Regions from separate parts of the Homo sapiens genome. Here region 2 is linked to region 1. Evidence: chromatin contacts called from ENCODE Hi-C or POLR2A ChIA-PET data. All regions are on one chromosome and are shown on one strand. The core of a region is the stretch at or near the end of the contact, and the rest is flanking DNA. Distances in the headings are between cores, read along the strand shown.

Region 1 (3,330 bases), core at 769-3,268:
AGTATCTCTATCTTTGAGAGAAACACTGGAAGAAGTCCAAATAAATGTAAAATGAACCACACAATAAATCTTGAATAGGAAAATATTGTTTAGCAATAATTCTTGCAAAAGATATATAATTATAAAAAAGGACAATGTGACAATGTGATAAAGAGGCCACTAAAGAGAAAATTAATAATACCCTATGATAAAACATTCCTAATAATCTCAGGAAAAAAACAGAAAAAATGGGGTGCAGAATGGAAACAATGAGCAGAAATTTCATCAATCCAATGAAAATATTATGTAAAGAAAAGGCAGAAAATAAAAAGAGCTAAATAGTAAACATCAAATGGAAGGCATAAAATCAGATAAATCATTATCACACTAAACTGAGATGTAAAATTCTATCAACAGAGACTATAAATTGGATTTGAAAAAAGCAAAAGTATCTATTGTAAACAAATAGGTAATCTGACACAGAGACAAATAGGATACAAAATAAAGCTCTGGGCAAAGACATCATCCAAATGCAATGAAAGTAAAAACAAGGGTGGCAATGTGAGTATCAACGTGGAATTCGATGTTAAAAAGTGTTTTTCTTGGAATTCGATGTTAAAAAGTGTTTTTCTTTTTTCTTTTTGGTTGAAAAAAGGGATCCTATAATAATACCACTTAATACATGAAAAAGGATAAAAAATGCACTAACCATTAAGTGTATGTATGCCCATCCCTCAGATGCACAAATAAAATTAGCAAAAAAGCACATATAACTGCAAAATGAACTATTAAAAGTGATTTTTATTGTATCTCCTCCAGAATATGAAACAAGTAGATCAAAATTAGGAAAGATAAAGATTTGAAAAATACCAACAAGCAAGACTTAATTAAAGAGAATTTTGGTCCATACAACAAAATATAATTTTTCTTTTATATCTGTTGAACAAAGTTCATTGAGTAACTTGGCTTCAAGGAAAATCTTGATAAATTGTTAAAAGTTGAGACTTGATAGTCTGCATTTTCTGACAATACAATAAAATAAAAAACAGCTAAAACATACTTTAATAATTTGGGAATGAATAAACTCTCCTAAATAACTAAGATTCAAAGGGAAACATCAAAATGAACTTATGCATTTCATAAAGATGTACTTAAAGAAACTTTACAACCCTAAATGTATCCCGCATAAAACTTAAGAAAATAAGGGAAAGAACAACAAATTACATCAAAAAGTGGGAAAAAGAGAAAGTACCTAAAAAGAAAAAGAGAAAAAAATTAATATTAAAAGAGTAGGGAGTATTTTATTGGACATTTCAAAATGTCCAATGAAACAGATAAACCTTTCAGACGCTTGATTCTTTTTAAATAGAGAAAGAATGAATGATATATAAATATAATAACCGTAATGATAAAGGAGCTACTAGTCTGGATATGAAAGAGAACAAAATGGAAATGGAAACATGCAATTCTATGTAATATATTCTTTAAATCTTTAGCAAAATATATCATTATAATGAAACAGAAACGAAAATATAAACAGATCGGTACGTATAAAAGAGAGGAAACTAATTAAGATGTGCATCATTCACACTCCTCAGATCCCTCCTTAGTTCCCATAGTCATCCTCCCCCACAACCCCACAGTCCGCCCTCACTCCGCCCTCAGATCCACCACCAGACAGAGACCCCCAGTCCGTCCTCACTCCGCCTGCAGATCCACCACCAGAGACCCCTCAGTGCCCCCTCACTCCTCCCTCAGATCCACCATCAGAGATCGCTCCGACTTCCACTATTCCATCCACTGACCGACCCCATCACTGACCGGAAGGCTCAGGACAGACATCAGAGATTCTTCTTGCTCAGTCCACAGATGCTGCCATCCCTCTACTCACCTGCCCCTCACCCACGTCCTCTCAGGACAGTGGTCATTTGCCTCGGGAGGTGACTATAGTCGCAAGAACCAGAACAGGACCCACTTCCTTTTTCTCAATGCCTCCCAGGCCTAGAGGTACTTCTTACAGCGCTGCCTGGGTTTGCGCATGCTCAGCAGTCTTCATGGCCTGAAGGTTGCCAGTAATCAACATGGCGCTTTGCCAAACACGCTCCCGTTTCAGCGGCTTAGGCTGGGCGCCAGTATGGCGGCGCCCATGTAGACACTCTGGCCTGTGGGCGGCCATGTTGAGGTCATGTAGAGACTGAGAGGCTGAGGGTTGTCCAAAGGAAAGGAAGCAAGCAGAGGTGTGTCCCATCATACTAAGCCAGGACACAATCAAAGCCTATCACCTCAGGTTACAGTCTTTCTCCAATGCTTCTGTGGACACAACAACACTGTTAATCAACAGGAACTAATCAGCATTTATGTAACACCGCAAACGCAGCCGAATACACATTTTATTCGTGTCGATGGGACATTTAGCAAGATATGAAGTAACCTGGGTCATAAAACAAATCTCAGCAAATTTGAAACAACTGAAATCATACAGTTTGTTCTCTGAACACAATAGAATTAAACTAGAAATCAATAACAGGAAGATAAAAGGAAAATCTCCAAACACGTGAAAACACATGCTAAATAATCCATTGTTCAGAGAGAAAGTCTCAAATTTTTAAAATACATTGAAATGAATGAAAGTGAAAGTGAATGAATTTTTAAAATACATTGAAATGAATGACAGTGAAACACAACATATCAAAATTTGTGGGATGTGGCTAAATCAGTGGTGAGAGAAAAATGTATATACCACTAAGGGCTTACATTAGAAAAGAAAAAAATTTCAAAGCAATAACCAAGCTCCCTCACATACTAGAAAAAGAAGAGCAAAATAAACCGAAGGCAAGTGAAAGAAAGGAAATAATAAGGATAAGAAGATGACTCAATAAAATGTAAAAAGAAAAATAGAGAAAAACCGATTAAACAAAAGCTGGTTCTGTAAATGTTAATAAAATTGACAAATCTGTAGAGGAGACACAAAATATCAATATCCAGAATGAAACAGGAGATACCACTGTAGACCATGACGAAATCAAAAGAATAAAGAGAATACTACAAACAACTCTACAAACATAAATTTCACAACATAGATGAAATGCACTAATTCTTGAAAAAGCACAAATTCTCTCTTACATGAAATAGTTATGTTGAATAGCCCTAGAACTGAAGTCATAATTTGAAATATCTGAAAAAGAAATCTTAAGGCCTGGATAGCTAGATCAGAGAATTCTAACAAACATTTAAAGGTTAACACGAATTATATCCAGTCTCTTCCAGAATAAAAAAAGAATAGAAAGAAGACAATAGAAAGATATTCCAACTCATGAGGCCAGTGTTACTCTGATATCAGAGCTAAAGACA
Region 2 (3,428 bases), core at 525-3,024, 110 kb after region 1:
TGTCCAGGTTAAAGTTATTGGTTAAAGATTTAGGTGGCTTTCCCAGGAGAAATAGAGCTCTTAGAGATAAAGATGAATTCAGAGGTCAGGTAAATATTAAGCAAACACCCATCTAGGAAAGTATATTTTTGCCCCAAAGAGGTGTAGGGTATTTAGACACTACCAGGGACTGGTGGGAAAGTGGTAATTGGTCTCTTAAATAATGTAAAGGGGTGTGAATCTTTTTTTTCTTTTTTTTTTTTTTGGAGGGAGGGAGTGCTATTTGCCCACATTACCTGACTGCATTTGGAGAAGAATTGCTCAGAGGAGATTAGCACAGAGTAGGCAGCTCTTGAACCCAAAGGGAAATTTATAATTTTATTTGCTGCCTCCAGAGTCACCCTTGGCTTTGTCCTGCTAGTGCCAATGTCTGATTTGGAAGCCAGCTAGAGCAGAGAGCTCTCCAGCTCAAGGCCATCAGGGGTTGGGATTCTGTCCTGGGGGCCCTTCAGCCTTCAAAGCAGTCCCGTTTCCAGTGGCCAAGCTTTTGGCAGAGAGGGGAAACCATGTGAGGTTTCCTCCCGTTTGTCCCACTGGGGCAGTTTGCCTTCCAGTGGCCTGGCTTCCCACGCCAATGGCAGTTACCTGGAGGAGTGTCCTTAGGGAAACCTGGAGGAGGCTGGTGGGCTTGCAGAGCAGCCAGTAGTTAAGCCTGCCTCTGGTCCCTGCACTTCTCTTTTTCCTTAGCCCTGTCCTCCTGATTCTACTCCCAGTTATAAAAGACTGAGGAGGTGACTTTGAGGATTTCCTGCATAGAGGCACTGGGTTCTGAGGCTGACTTTTGTTATTTCTTCCCAGTTAATTTTGAGGAAAAACAGTATTACAAAGAAAACCTAGTTTTTCTATTTTTGTTTGTTTGTTTATTTGTTTGTTTTTTGACAGAGTTTTGCTCTTGTTGCCCAGGCTGGAGTGCAGTGGCACAATCTTAGCTCACTGTAACCTCTGCCTCCCGAGTTCAAGTGATTCTCCTGCCTCAGCCTCCCAAGTATCTGGGATTACGGGTGTCAGCCATCATTCCTGGCTAATTTTTTGTATTTAGTAGAGATGGGGTTTCACCATGTTGGTCAGGCTGGTCTCAAACTCCTCACCTCAGGTGATCCACCCACCTCAACCTCCCAAAGTGCTAGGATTACAAGCATGAACCACCGCACCTGGCCCATTTTTCTGTTTTAAGGTTTAGGGGATCAAACTTTTCCCACTTTTTGGGAATACATCTGAGGGGTGTGTCCTGTGGTATGGAGATGTGATTACCCATCTGTGAAGAAAGAACAGTGGAGAAAAAAAGGAAAAAGGTAAAATGTGTCCCTTCTTACTTTCCTATTATCTTGAATAGGGCATCCCCCATTCATCCTTAGGGTTCCAGAATGAACCAGTCTTACTGTGTACCCTTAACCTTGGTCCCATTTCATCACAATTACCCACTTGACAACAGAGGAAATACCAGAGTGAACAGTGGGCCCCCTGCTCATCCTTGGGGTTCTGGAATGAACCAGTCTTACCATGTACCCTTAACCTTGCCTTCATCTCTGTTTTAATGATAATCTATCAGCCTTTATCTCTGTCCTATGGGTCTCTTGTGCCTATGGACTTCAGCCAGCCTATATCCTTATCTCCATGACCTTATAGTGACTTGCTCGGAGCATTCTGAGCAACAAAATGATGATCTCTTTTCTCAGAGTCCCATCTCTCATGTTCTTTAAGTAGATGAGAAGCCTGTTTTTCAGCTAACTGCCACAAGGGGGCTGACTCCCCTGCCTTTGAATATGACCTTGAAGGTCTTGATGCATGTTGAGAGGGGTGTGGAAGTGATTAGAGAAATGGAGGCTACAGGAGGAAGTGGGAGGAGGTGAGAGGAATATTCATGGAAAGCCTTTATATGCTTACAAAAATAGCAGCCCTTCCATTTGAGAGGGCGATGTTTATTTTCCCTCTTGACATAAAAGAAGAACCTCTGGAGGACTTGGGGCTTGGGGTAAGAACTTGCAATGGCAAAGGAAGAATGTTCCCTTATCCCAAAAAGGTACTAACTCAAAAAAGCAAGTAGGCAGGGTCCTTAAAGGACCACAGAGTGAGGCCCTGTGCCCGCAGACAAACTGCTTCAAAAGCCACTGGAAAACTTGGCCCTGGGGCATAACAGGAATGAAAAGCACATGGTAAGTCAGAAGGAGCTGGCAGAGCCAGGGTTCCAATTAGTGTCTGTCCTGGCCATGTGCCAGTAGTCAGGGGAAGGGTTAGAGGTCATCCGAGCTGGTAGGGTAAAAACAAGTATAAATCTCATGGCGTATCCCCAAGGGAGCCTGTGTCTTTGCTGCCACACAAATTCAGCAAGAGCCATGAGTGCATGAATAACAGGGAGTGTGTGTTTAAGAAGTCAAGTGACATACAAAGTGAAAACAAAGAGGCAGACTTGCCTCCGAGGTAGACAGTCCAGTGAGTGCACAAGCCATTTCAGAACACACACAGAGAAAACAGGAGAATAGGCAGTATGGGTTTTTGGAAAACAACCAATTTTAGTTGAAAAAGCAGAGGAGGCTGTGTGCAGTGGCTCACGCCTGTAATGCCAGCACTTTGGGAGGCTGAGGTGGGCAGATCATGAGGTCAGGAGATCGAGACCATCCTGGCTAACACGGTAAAACCCCATCTCTACTAAAAATACAAAAAAATAGCTAAGTGTGGTGGTGGGTGCCTGTAATCCCAGCTACTTGGGAGGCTGAGGCAGAAGAATGGTGTGAACCCAGGAGGCGGAGCTTGCAGAGAGCCGAGATAGTGCCACTGCACTCCAGCCTGGACGACAGAGCGAGACTCTGTCTCAAAAAAAAAAAAAAGAAAGAAAGAAAAAAAAGAAAAAGCAGAGGAAACAACAGACATTGCATGGTGTTAGGTTTTAGCCCTACCACTCTCATGAGCCTCCTGTCTAGGAGGGCCATGGGTGCCTCAGTTCTACTCAGTGCAGACTCCAAGGTCCCTCCTCTCTGACTTGAGAGATTCATGTGCTCCGTTTATCCTTTGACTTGGGGTATTCTGCACTGGCATGCTTCCAGGGAGTTACATCCCTTCGCCCCTGATTCTTTCGTGTGGTGGGCTGTCTGCATGCCCAGTGGCCCACCAGCACTTGGGAGGGGCCGTATGTGTAGTGTGTTTACTGGAGTTGTGAGCATGCTCACTTGAGCCATTCTTCCTGTACCTGTCAAGTGTTCCTAGACGGTCATATACCAATTACACTTCACCATTTCGCCCCTTAGCGCGCATGCATGAGTCCATTTATCCAACTCTTGAGATCTTATCAGGAAGCTGATTATCTGTTTCAGGTTTTTCTATCTATTGGGAGACTGCATTTCCCTGGTGCTGGCTGCAACCAGTTATTATTTTAAAGAGGCTGTTTAGCAACC

What was found. Hi-C counts contacts between places; a loop is a spot of excess contacts on that map. ChIA-PET counts read pairs that join two places held with the same protein, here RNA polymerase II (POLR2A). Pooled maps may share reads with other maps.
Region 2: a loop to region 1 is called in a map of naive thymus-derived CD4-positive, alpha-beta T cell, with 6 times the contacts of the local background. The contact joins the enhancer-like site here to the promoter of ZNF484 in region 1. A Hi-C loop is called at or near these places in 1 of 168 maps with a recorded cell type or tissue (naive thymus-derived CD4-positive, alpha-beta T cell) and 5 of 50 pooled maps. POLR2A ChIA-PET finds 5 or more read pairs at or near these places in 6 of 52 experiments (OCI-LY7, activated CD4-positive, alpha-beta T cell, activated T-cell and 2 more).

Annotation. Positions count from the first base shown.
Region 1 is chr9:92,876,020-92,879,349 of GRCh38, forward strand. It overlaps ZNF484 (zinc finger protein 484), which reads right to left and starts at 2,019. Exons shown (of 5, transcript NM_031486.4): 1 at 1,871-2,019. RefSeq lists enhancers at 1,774-2,309, 1,823-2,262.
Region 2 is chr9:92,984,582-92,988,009 of GRCh38, forward strand. All of the region lies in intron 3 of FGD3 (FYVE, RhoGEF and PH domain containing 3), which reads left to right. Among named protein-coding and RNA genes, the nearest start is that of FGD3, 39 kb to the left of the region's middle. RefSeq lists an enhancer at 3,353-3,428. Within about 2 kb of position 1,775, at least 4 of the 41 ENCODE cell types and tissues checked have a DNase peak (open chromatin) inside an H3K27ac peak, as active enhancers do.